4 separate regions of the Homo sapiens genome follow, and all the other regions are linked to region 4. The links are chromatin contacts, found by Hi-C or POLR2A ChIA-PET in ENCODE. All regions are on one chromosome and are shown on one strand. The core of a region is the stretch at or near the end of the contact, and the rest is flanking DNA. Distances in the headings are between cores, read along the strand shown. Region 1 has its middle 16 kb from the start of LRRC52-AS1. Region 2 holds the start of UCK2 (uridine-cytidine kinase 2). Region 3 holds the start of ALDH9A1 (aldehyde dehydrogenase 9 family member A1). Region 4 holds the start of POGK (pogo transposable element derived with KRAB domain).

Region 1 (2,700 bases), core at 172-2,671, 1.2 Mb before region 4:
CAAAGATGGAAGAAAGAGAGAGAAAGAAAGAAGGAAAGATGGACTAATTTTAATTATCGAAATTTAGACACCCAAATGAGCATTGTCTTTCAAAGGACTCCCTATAGCTACATATCTAATTCCAAGTGACGCTGCCACACTGATCAGAACGTTCATGGAATTCCTCTTTGGAATCACTTTCCAAGTTACATAAGAAAACCAGTACATTCTTTAACAGTCATATTTTTTTCTTTTTCTTTTTAAATTCCAAAACGGGGTGTCTAGCTAGATCAGTTGGTAGAGCATAAGACTCTTAATCTCAGGGTCATGGGTTTGAGCCCTACGTTGGGCGCTGTGTTTCCCAGCATTTTGGGAGGCCGAGATGGGCAGATCACTTGAACTCAGGAATTCGAGACCAGCCTGGCCAACATGGCAAAACCCCGTCTCCACAAAAAAATACTAATATGAGCCAGGTGTGGTGGCGCATGCCTGTAGTCCCAGCTACTTGGGAGGCTGAGGTGGGAGGATCACTTGAGCCTAGGAGGTGGAGGCTGCAGTGAGCTGAGAGCGCCACTGCACTCCGGCCTGGGTGACAGAGTGAGACCTTGTCTCAAAAAAAGAAAGAAAGAAAGAAAAGAAAAGAAAATGGCACCAACCAGCTTATTGATCTACTTAGTTCCAGATGCTTTTTGACTATTTGCTAAAATGTGTACATACATGCATACATAAAAATAAAATAAAAACGACTCGGGAAAGGAAAATATTTTTACACTGAGGATACCCAAGAATGCCGGGTACATTCTCCCACTTTCCCTTTTTGTCTGCTTATTACCCACTTCCTCCAGCAGTACCCTCCACCTTCTGACAGAAAACCAGGTCTCTTCTCTGTAAACCAAGGTGGTTCGAAATGAGATGGTGGGAATGTCCCTTACAACGGCCAGCCCCAATCCCACCGGGAGTAACTTCGACATATTCCTTTACTCTTTCTGCTTCTTTTAACATATCTGAAAATGGAAAGTAGGTAAACTGCACCTACTTCCTCAGAAGGTGGAAGGGATTCGTGGTGTAATCTCTCTACGTGGGCGGAAACACACTGTAAGCACCCAAATAACAAAATGTAAATGTCTAGCAAGTATATAAAAAAACATCAGGAAAGGTTTTTTGTTTGTTTTTGTTTTGTTTTGTTTTTGTTTTTGTTTTTCATATAAAAGGCCAAAAGTAGGGAAGTGACAGAAAGGCTGATTGCCGACCTTTTCAGAGCTTACTTATTTTAAACAATTACACTGACTCATAAAATAAAAGTATTTCTTGTGCCCCGGTCAAAAGCAAGTGGATTTTTACTTTAAGGGTGAATAATAAGAATGCTTTGGGGATGACGAATAAAAGGGCTTCCCCCGGCTAGCCGAGGCGGAGCCATCGGGGATATACCATCTCTCCTCGTCGATCTGGAAGGCTTTCTGAAGGAACTGGGGTTTGTGTCCCTGGCACGCCCGGGACCTGCGTGGGGCTCAGCGCGCTGCCAGGCGACCTCAGCAGCCCAGAGCTTCAACGGTTGCTGTGGCAACAGGCCGCCCAGAGCAGCAGTCAAAGTCCCTGCGTGAGCGACTGCACTTCCCAAGCGCGGAGAGTCTGCCCAATGAGTTCCGCCCTCTCTAGCGCGCTTTCTGTGATCCACCAATCAGGCTCTGCCACGCCCGAGCTGAGTGGTCAGCTTGCCTGGGAGGGCGGGGTTAGGGTGCAGAAACAGGACGGAGAAGGGGGCTGTATTTCCCCTGGCGTGTGAAATGGATGTTAGTGACTAAAGCTCAATTTTCCAGTTAAGGGAGGAGCCGAGACTTTTAAGTCGAGTGTTCCTGTGGGGCCAAAAGGATGGTTTCAGAGAAATCCCAGGAAGTGAGAGTGCTGGGATATGCGAGGGGCCCACGGAGCCCTCCCCTGCGTGTCTGAGATCACACCCTGCGGGTACCCTGCCGTCGTGTGCTGAAGGAGGTGACTGGATCTCGACTCCAGAGTTTGCTCCTGAGATCGAAAAACAAAACAACCCAATAATAGTAATGACAGCCCTGGGTGGGGACAGTTGCAGCAGGTCTCATGAGAAACTCACTAATTTTGTAGGTTCAGGGAAGGCGTGGGCATGTTGGTGAAGTAAGGTTCTGAGTGGAAGAAGAAAATGCTGCTTCTGGGGAAGAGAATACCGTCAGAAGGAAGGAAAGAAAGGAGGGAGTGGGAGGGGAGGGGAAATCAAGGGAGAGGAGAAGAGGGGAGGAGGGAAGGTGAGGTGAGGTGATTGGTATTCTGCCAATCCCATTCTGCACACTAGTGAGACCTAGCAAGGACTAGAGTTTCAGGGGGAAAATACGAGAATAATGAAAGATAACAGAGAGGAAAGAAAAAAGAAATAATTGAAAAGTTTGAAAGAAGAAAGACAACAGCTGAACCAATGGAGGTGAAAATAGAAGGAAATGAAAATTCTGCAAGCTTTTGTTTCATGGATAAAAGGACTGTATTTTCTGGTCCATTATCAGGATACAAGATGGAAAAAAAAGCTATTGAACTTGTGGAGAAAGTGGCTGGTTTAAATTAGTCCTGTCCCTGAAAATCCAAGCTGCGTGTTTGTCAGTCTTATGGCTGATTTAACTCATAGGCCCAGGAGAGAAAGGATAGAAGGAAGCCTGAATGACCAGCAAAGAATCTGCATCCAATCAACACTCAGAGCATGTA
Region 2 (2,700 bases), core at 143-2,642, 1.0 Mb before region 4:
TTTGAACCAGTGTTGTTCAAGTGTCAACTTTAATTTAAAAGTGAAAAAAGTTTGTTTTCTCTGGTATCCTTTTTTTTGTTTTGTTTTGTTTTTGTTTTTGTTTTTTGACACAGGCTCTGGCTCTGCTGACCAGGCTGGAGTGCAGTGGGGAGATCATGGCTCACTGCAGCCTCGATTTCCCTGGCTTGAGAGAAAATTATTTTTTTCAAAATAATCTTCAATTTAAGGTAATTTACTAAGTTTCAAAAGATAATGCTATTGACGTAAATTCTGTTTTAGATTGTAGGCCCCATCAGCTCATTGATACTAGTCCCAAGTTCACAGGAGAAGAGACTGGAAGTTACTAGGCTAGTCCTGCCTCTCTCAGGTGTGTCCCAGCAAAACTTTTCTTTCCAGTTTCAGCGCTTTAGAAACCTTTTCTCTTCAAACACTAATACAGGGCCTAGACTGTACCAGCACTGTTCTGAGAACTTTACATACACTAATTCATTTAATTCTCACAAAAATCCTGGGATGTAATTGCCATTATTATTCCCATTTAACAGATAAGAACACTGAAGCACAGAGAGATTAAGTAACTTGCTCAGGGACCTGGATGTGAATGCAGAAATCTGGCTCCAGAGGTGGAGTCTGAAACTGCCTTTCTAAGTGACTGATTGCCAATCTCTGGAAAACCGTTCAATTGAAGATATTAATGGATCAAAATGTCAGTATGTTTTCAGATACCCTAACTCCATAGGAAGCTCAGTGTATGGGATGAGATACTGTGGTTTAGAAGGGAATTGCTTTTCCAACGGAGGGCACCCTTCAGATAAGCCCCTCAAATTGCCCTTCACTAGAGAGTCGCACGAGGACAGGCCTGCTAAAAAGGATGGCGCTGGGGGGTTTCCAAGACAGGAAATATCTAAAGCCAGCGGCTGACATATTATCTTGGCGAACGGGAGAAGGGAAAAAGAACCCTCATTTTTTGGAAACACAAGTTTTTAGCCTGGATAATGGGTAAATGACATTAACTCTTCGTTCCACACTAATCTTTCAAGCTTGTTCAAATTTTGCTTCTCAAACCTGGGCCATTCCTTCTTATCTAATCTGCCTATTATTTCCTTCAAGCTTTTTATCCCTTCTGAAAATAGGTGGTAGCATACCAAATTAAAATACAGAACAGCCTGTTTCTTTCCCCCAGGGTCCACTAGGGCGCGTCGGAGAAAGGGTTAACCGGGCGGGTGGGAGGGAAGGTCGGGCTCACACCTTTCGCAGAGACCTCGGGCGGCGGCGGGGCCCGGGAGGGGCGGAGGCTGGGGCCAGACGCCTCGCCGCCTCCGCCTCGGCGAATAGCAGCGCGCTGCCCGCCCGGATTGGAGCAGCAGCATCACGCTGACCTCTGCCTGGGATGTAAACCGGACCAGCCGCTGCGGGCAAAGGAAGGCTCTTGGCTCCTTCGGGAAACCCAGCCCCGTCACCGGGCTCCGAGCGGCTCGCAGGCGAGCGACAGCGGCCTCAGCCCCGGCAGCGCCCAGCGGCGGCTGCGGAAAGCGGAGGGAGTCCGACGCGGGCGCGGGCGGGGAGCGTGCGTCCGTTCGCACAGGCAGCGGGAGGAGGGGCGGCGCGAACCATGGCCGGGGACAGCGAGCAGACCCTGCAGAACCACCAGCAGCCCAACGGCGGCGAGCCCTTCCTTATAGGCGTCAGCGGGGGAACAGCTAGCGGCAAGGTACGGCGGGGCCCGGAGCCGCGCTCCCTTCCCGGCTTCTGTCCCTGGGCGGCGCATGTGGCCGGCGGCCGCGGGCCGTGTCAGTTGCGGCAGCCACCGCGTGGCCCGCGCGCCTCCGCTCCCGGCCGCGCTCCAGCGCCGAGTGCGCCCCGCGCGGCCTGGGGGCGCTGCGGCGGGGGCAGGCGAAGACTCGGGCCTTGGGGGTTCCGGGGGTACGCGGCCACGATCGCAGGGCGGGAGTGCTCCTCCGGCTTTTCTCCCCCCGCGTTAATAACTCGTGGCCGGGGTCCTATGGGGGAAGGGCAGGGAAGCGGATGCTTATTGTTTTGCAACTCCAGTGTCGGGGGAGAGGGCTTTCCGCAGGATCCCCCACTAACCCCCGATGGACTCCCTCAAGCCCCGGTCTGGCACAGACGTGCTCGCCCCGCGGCGCAGCCTGGTGCCGAGGGCGGAGCGAGCCGGGAAGCGCGGCCGAGAGGGCGAGGGTGGCGGGAACGCGCGAGGCGGCATCCCGGGGAAGGGGAGCCCAGTGTGGGGCTGCACGCAAGGGCTGGGGATTACAGGGGTTTCCGGGTAAAAGTCTGAGAGCCAAATAGGTGCCGTGACATCAATGAAACGATAATAGTAGGGGCTTCTGTTTTTTAAGGTTATAAGAGGAAACGTGGTCGGCTTCAATGAGAAAGTTGTACTGGCTCCAAGCTCTTCGGTGTCCAGGACGTACGCGTCTTGGATCCACGGAAGGGGGTCATCGTATGGGTGTCTGACCCTCTTAGGAGCCTGTTTCCTTTGTTTTATCCGCAAGGCAAGGAGAGACAAGGGAAATGACTTCCTAGCTTTACCCGGGGTTTTTTCTGCAGGTGGAGAAGGGTGGAGTCCTCCCAGATGGTTCTTTCTTTGCTCCCCTAACAGCCTTTAAGATGTGGCTACTTGTTTTTCCCACCGTTTAACACCCTCCAACTTCATTTGGAGCACGGGTTCCTCAAGGGATC
Region 3 (2,700 bases), core at 196-2,695, 1.1 Mb before region 4:
CAAAACAAAAAGCCCCTTCTTCCTTATCTCTGTGACCTTCAGAGTTCCCAGAGTAAATCCAGTGCCTAGCACAGTGCTTAGCACACATTAAGCACTGGATTAAAAAGTTTTATTTCAGCAAGATGAATAAATTGTGGAGAGCTCACGTAGACCATGGTGACTATGGTTACCAATACTGCATCATATACTTGAAATTTGCTAAAAGAATAGATCTTAAATATTTCACTATCCAAAAAAAGCCATTAACTATGCAGAAGCAATGGATAATTAGATTGACCGTGGTAACCATTTTGCAAGGTATACATACATTACAACACGTTTTACACCTTAAGTATATACAATTTTTATTTGTTAATTATACTTCAATAAAGCTGGGGAAGAAAGTACTGAATAAAGGTGGGGTTTTTTCCTTTCCCAATTCTGATTAATGTGCAGAAATATTTTAATATTAGAATGTGGAGACAAAGTCCTCATTCGTAGTCATTAGAAACTATCTGTGAGCGTTCCTTCATTCCCAGCACAAATGATTATCTTCCCCACAACCCCGCCCCGTTCTTTTAGAATTCCTCTCCTATGCACACATTTGAAGACAATAATACATCAGTCCTGGTTTTAAAAGGGGGAACAGTTGGCTGGGCTTGGTGGCTCACGGCTGTAATCCCAGCACTTTGGGAGGCTGAGGCGGGAGGATCACCTAAGCTCAGGAGTTCGAGACCAGCCTGAGTAACATGCTGAAAACCCGTCTCTACTAAAAATACAAAAATTAGCCGGACATGGTGGTGGGAGCCTGTAATCCCAGCTACCAGGGAGGCTGAGGCGGGAGAAGCACTTGAGCCCGTAAGGTAGAGGGCGCAGTGAGCTCTGAGATGGTGCCCCTGCACTCCAGCCTGGGCGACAGAGTGAGACCCTGTCTCAAAACAAACAAAAAACAAACAAACAAACAAAACAAACAAAAAAGGAAGTTAACAGAGGCACGACTTCCCCCACCAGTACTTTGCGAACTCTGTTCTGGCCCGGGTAAAACAACTCACGATCCTACCACGCAACTCATCAGCTTTGCTTTTCCTCCCTACCCATCCCTGCCCGGAGGCACTCGCGTTGCCCCAGAATCGCTAGTTGCCTACACACACAACCTTAGACTCTCCACTGTCACTGTCTTGTGCTCAAGTCAACGCTGCAGAACACAGGAAACGGGGGCTGGCCGGGAAATCCGCGCATCCGGCCCCAGGGCGCCCCAGCCTCCCCGGCTCGTTGCAGTTACCGGTTGCTGGCTCGAAAGCTTTCTCGGTACCGGAGGCGTCCGCCGGCTCCACGCGGGCCCCGCCGCGGTAATTGAGCGGCTGCGACACGACGAAGGTGCCAGTGCTCATGGCGGCGACAGGAGAGGGCCGAAGACTGCGAAGAAGCGGGGAGAGCGCGGCCAGGCCTGCTCGGAGAAACATGAGTGGCGGACGCAGCTCCGCGGCAGAGGCTGACGGGCCGCGGGAGGGGCGGGGCCGCGGGAGGGGCGGGGCCGCGGGATCGGTTCTAGGAGATTTTAGGGGCAGTCACTCGATTCCTCTGCGGTCCAGGCCAGGCCCTCCCCTCGCCAGGAGGGTGGAGCAAGACACCACATTCTCCCCACCACCCCGCCATACCCCACACAGTCTCCAGGCGGGAAGAGGACTTCCTTCTTCGTGATCAATATTTGCGTAGCACTTTGCAAGTGTTTTCGGGTTCATCATTGCATGTAAGCATCCTAGGATCCCATTCTTAATCCTATCGCCTGAAGAAGGCAGAGGATTGGAGTGCCAAGAGTCTTTGGTGGTTACTTCACTGCTAAACCACCGTTTCTGTAATTGTATAATGCTTTTTAAAGGGTGACAGTAAAAAGCAAGGGGACTGTGAACGAGATAGATGATATTGTGATCTGAAACTGCTTTTTAAATTCTTAAAGAGAGACTGGGCGCTGTGGCTCTCACCAAGGCTGGAGGATCGCTTGAGCCCAGGAGTTTGCGGGCAACAGAGAGAGATCCCGTGTCTATAAAAAAATAAAATAAAAATAATAAAAATTGGGCCGGGCGCGGTGGCTCACGCCTGTAATCCTAGCACTTTGGGAGGCCAAGGCGGGCAGATCACCTGAGGTCAGGAGTTCGAGACCAGCCTGACCAAAATGGTAAAACCCCGTCTCTACTAAAAATACAAAAATTAGCTGGGTGTGGTGGCGGGCGCCTGTAATCCCAGCTACTTGGGAGGCTGAGGTGGGAAAATCGCTTGAACCCGGGAGACGGGTTGCAGTGAGCCGAGACTATGCCATTGCACTCCAGTCTGGGTGACAAGAGTGAAACTCAGAAAAAAAAAAAATTATCCAGGTGTGGTGGCACACGCCTGTGGCCCCAGGTACTTGGGCGGCTAAGGTGGGAGGATCCCCTGAGCCCCGGGGGTCCAAGCTTGCAGTGAGCTATAATCGTGCCACTGCACTCAGGCCTGGGCAACAGAGCGAGACCCTGTCTCAAAATAAATAAATTCTGAAGGAGCAATGTAAATGCTATTAATGACAAATATTGATAGAAACAGAAGCCTAACATACAGAATACGAAGAGCAAAGGCCACAGGAAAAAGTGTCAGGAAACAAAATGCCTTCTGTAAGACAAAGCAGCCACCCAGAGGCACTCACAGGTCTGTCAGCTGAGGGATCTTGCACAAAGGTTCATTCTTCTC
Region 4 (2,700 bases), core at 78-2,577:
CACAGTGCACAGTGACCTCTCCCATGACTGAGAGAAGTAAAATTCACATGTAAGTAGTAGTGGCCACAAAAACTTGGAAAGACAGGTCTTTTCCAACAGATATTCAGGTCTCAGAGACAATCTGAAGAGTTTGACGGACTCTTTCCTTGACCAAAGTTTAATCAGGCTTAAGTCCTCTTCTTCAGCAGGCCTCCACCCTGGTCCCCTGACCACTCACCCCGAACCTTTGGCCTGCCCAGCTCTATTTTAGCAAGAACCCTGCTAAGTTAGGTTAGAGAGAAATCACCACCCTTGATATCTGATCACCCTGGATATCTGATCAAATTTCTCATTCCCCCACCCTTGATATCTGATCGCCCTAGCCTGCCTTCAGCAAGAATCCTGTTAAGTGGGTTCAGCAAGAATCCCTCTAGGTGCTTGATGTCTCGTATCAGTAACTTTCCATCTACTGACCCCTTCGTTCTGCTCCTTGGCTATACATCCCCAGCTGTCCTTACTGTATTCCGTGTTAGACCTCATCTCTCCCCCCAGTGTGATCATCTTTACACCTATAGCAATAACCCTGTATAAAGTCTTCCTTACTGTTTTAACAAGTGTCAGAATAATTTTTTCTTCAACAAGTTCTCAACAAAAACCCATACCCAGAATCTTTTTCTGGAATGAAAAGGGCTTCAGGGCTTCTCAGGTCACTTTTGTTGTATTGCCCACAGAGCTGAGAGTAAACAACTCCTTTGGACGTTTTGGAGAAGAAAGGTCCTTCTATACACCCACTTCATCCAAGGAATTACATGCTTGGGATATTAAGCAACAGCTACAAAAATCAGGAAGTTCCTTCTCCATGTATATGACGAAGTTCTGGACAGGAGCCCGCTGCCAGAATACGAATACTCTTCCCCAAAGACCCCTCCTCATGCCCCTACACGCTCTTGCCGGTCTAGCCTTTCATTGCCTGAAGCACGGCGAGAACGCCTGGAGAGCTCGTCCAAGCAAGTGCAACCCGCTGGTGACTGCAAATGAGCACATGGAACTGTGCGCCCACGCTACGCTCGGTTAAAATCAATCTGGGCTCTTCCTGCCTCGTCCACGCCGAGGTCACACGCAGCACTGGAAGCGGCCTGCATCGGGCGGGGCGGGGAAGGCCGAGGGCACGGCTACCCAGGCCCGCCAGGGACTGCCCGGACCGGCCGGAAGCCGCGCCTAGAGGAGGGCCCCGGAGCTCGCGCGGGCGCCGTCCCCCGGCGCCGCCGAGGCCTGCTGACATCAGCCGCGCTCCTCCCCTCGCCTCCCAACACCCTCAGCTCCGGGCCGGACCCTCCCTCCTCCCACCACGTGTCCTCCCCGCTCCCTCCCGAGGGGCCGCGCGCACGGGAGGACGGAGAGGCGGAAAGGATGGCGCTGTGACAGCCGGGCCGGAGCCCTCGCGTCCCCACCCCGCGCCCTGGCCGCTGGGCCCGGCGGTGAGTGCGCGCGGGCGGGGGCGGCGGCGGCGCGGCCCCTCCCCCGGGTCCCGGGCGGCTGGGCCGCGGCAGAGGCGGGGGCGCCGAGGCTGCGCCGCCGCCGCCGCCGCCTTTGTTGCGGGCCCGCCGGGGAGGCGGGCGGCGCCGGCTCTCGCCGCCCGGCAGGTGCGCTGGGGCCGGGAGGGGGCCAGGTGGGGAGGCGGGCCGGGCGGAGGGGGCAGCGGAAGCGCTCCCGGCGCGGTTCCGCGGAGAAAGGGAAATGGGGCAAGATGGCTGGAGAAATCCGAACGCGCCCGGGGGCGCGGCGGCGGTGGCGCAGGCGGGGCAGGGCGGGCGGCGGCCCTGGTTGCGGCACCTTAGCGCGGGGAGGCGGCCCCTCCCACCTCTGCCCCGGAGCCGGCAGGGAGACCGCCGCCAAGTTCGGGCCCCAGCTGCAGGCATCTGAAGCCTAGACCCATCCATGCCGCGTTCGCCTATCTTTTTTGGAAATATCGAAGGAACCGACTTTGAACTCCAGAGGGATCTTTTCTTTGGAGGTTCCCCGATGCAGCCCTCAAGATGCATCCGCACTCCACACCTAGGAATTGCCCGCGCCCATAGAGGGCAGGAGTGCGGCCCTTTGTACTGGCCAAGAGTCAGCGAATAGAGAATTTGCAGCCCAGAGGCAATGGGTTATTTCCCTGTCGGGGTGGGCCCCAGCCGATTTCTGCACCTTTTTGGGTATCCAGGCATAACCCTCACTATGTTTCACTGACTCCTGCGTTTGCAAAGTCCCTTAAGGTAGAATGACCCTATTTTCTGAACCAGCTCGTGGACAGAACCTTTGAATTTGGAAAATCCAGGCAATGGGCCTACTGAGCCAACCGCTCCGCCCATGCTTAACTGGCTTCTAGCACCCATTCCAGTTGAGTAAGTGTCCAATCTGTGTTCAGACACCTTCACTGATAGGAAATCAGCACCTTTCCCCTGCCTCTGATTCCTGTTTGGGTGGCACTGGCTGTGAGAAAGTACTGCCTTTCTCACTGCTTAAAACCTTTTCCAGGAGTATTTATCCACTGGCCGGCCTCTGTTCTGCCGTCCAGTCTCTACAAACCAGTCTGGGTTCTCTTCCCCAGATAGCTTTTTAAATATTTGAAGGCAGCCAGATACGTTATCTACCCACAGCCTCTCTTATCATAATTAAACATGTCACCCTGTAGCTTCCTGGCCGACTCTTGTTTCCTTACTTCCCTCCAGCGGGAAC

Evidence for each region. Hi-C counts contacts between places; a loop is a spot of excess contacts on that map. ChIA-PET counts read pairs that join two places held with the same protein, here RNA polymerase II (POLR2A). Pooled maps may share reads with other maps.
Region 1: a map of ascending aorta shows a loop between it and region 4 (7-fold over the local background). The contact joins the enhancer-like site here to the promoter of POGK in region 4. A Hi-C loop is called at or near these places in 1 of 168 maps with a recorded cell type or tissue (ascending aorta) and 9 of 50 pooled maps. POLR2A ChIA-PET finds 5 or more read pairs at or near these places in 2 of 52 experiments (MCF 10A and Panc1).
Region 2: a loop to region 4 is called in a map of endothelial cell of umbilical vein, with 6 times the contacts of the local background. The contact joins the promoter of UCK2 here to the promoter of POGK in region 4. A Hi-C loop is called at or near these places in 1 of 168 maps with a recorded cell type or tissue (endothelial cell of umbilical vein), 1 of 37 single-sample maps with no recorded cell type and 11 of 50 pooled maps. POLR2A ChIA-PET finds 5 or more read pairs at or near these places in 3 of 52 experiments (MCF 10A, WTC11 and activated CD4-positive, alpha-beta T cell).
Region 3: a map of CD8-positive, alpha-beta T cell shows a loop between it and region 4 (12-fold over the local background). The contact joins the promoter of ALDH9A1 here to the promoter of POGK in region 4. A Hi-C loop is called at or near these places in 1 of 168 maps with a recorded cell type or tissue (CD8-positive, alpha-beta T cell) and 9 of 50 pooled maps. POLR2A ChIA-PET finds 5 or more read pairs at or near these places in 1 of 52 experiments (MCF 10A).

Annotation. Positions count from the first base shown.
Region 1 is chr1:165,596,655-165,599,354 of GRCh38, forward strand. It overlaps the pseudogene TRK-CTT13-1. Among named protein-coding and RNA genes, the nearest start is that of LRRC52-AS1, 16 kb to the left of the region's middle. Within about 2 kb of position 1,422, at least 30 of the 41 ENCODE cell types and tissues checked have a DNase peak (open chromatin) inside an H3K27ac peak, as active enhancers do; they include ascending aorta, where a contact is called at or near this core.
Region 2 is chr1:165,826,222-165,828,921 of GRCh38, forward strand. UCK2 (uridine-cytidine kinase 2) reads left to right here and starts at 1,393. Exons shown (of 7, transcript NM_012474.5): 1 at 1,393-1,711. The coding sequence starts at 1,613. RefSeq lists silencers at 1,182-1,431, 1,512-1,991, 2,052-2,281 and an enhancer at 1,747-2,300.
Region 3 is chr1:165,697,117-165,699,816 of GRCh38, forward strand. It overlaps ALDH9A1 (aldehyde dehydrogenase 9 family member A1), which reads right to left and starts at 1,446. Exons shown (of 11, transcript NM_000696.4): 1 at 1,262-1,446. The coding sequence starts at 1,442. It also overlaps the pseudogene CA14P1. RefSeq lists enhancers at 1,182-1,411, 1,255-1,837, 1,702-1,881 and a silencer at 1,442-1,631.
Region 4 is chr1:166,838,148-166,840,847 of GRCh38, forward strand. POGK (pogo transposable element derived with KRAB domain) reads left to right here and starts at 1,328. Exons shown (of 6, transcript NM_017542.5): 1 at 1,328-1,457. RefSeq lists silencers at 1,084-1,513, 1,614-1,853.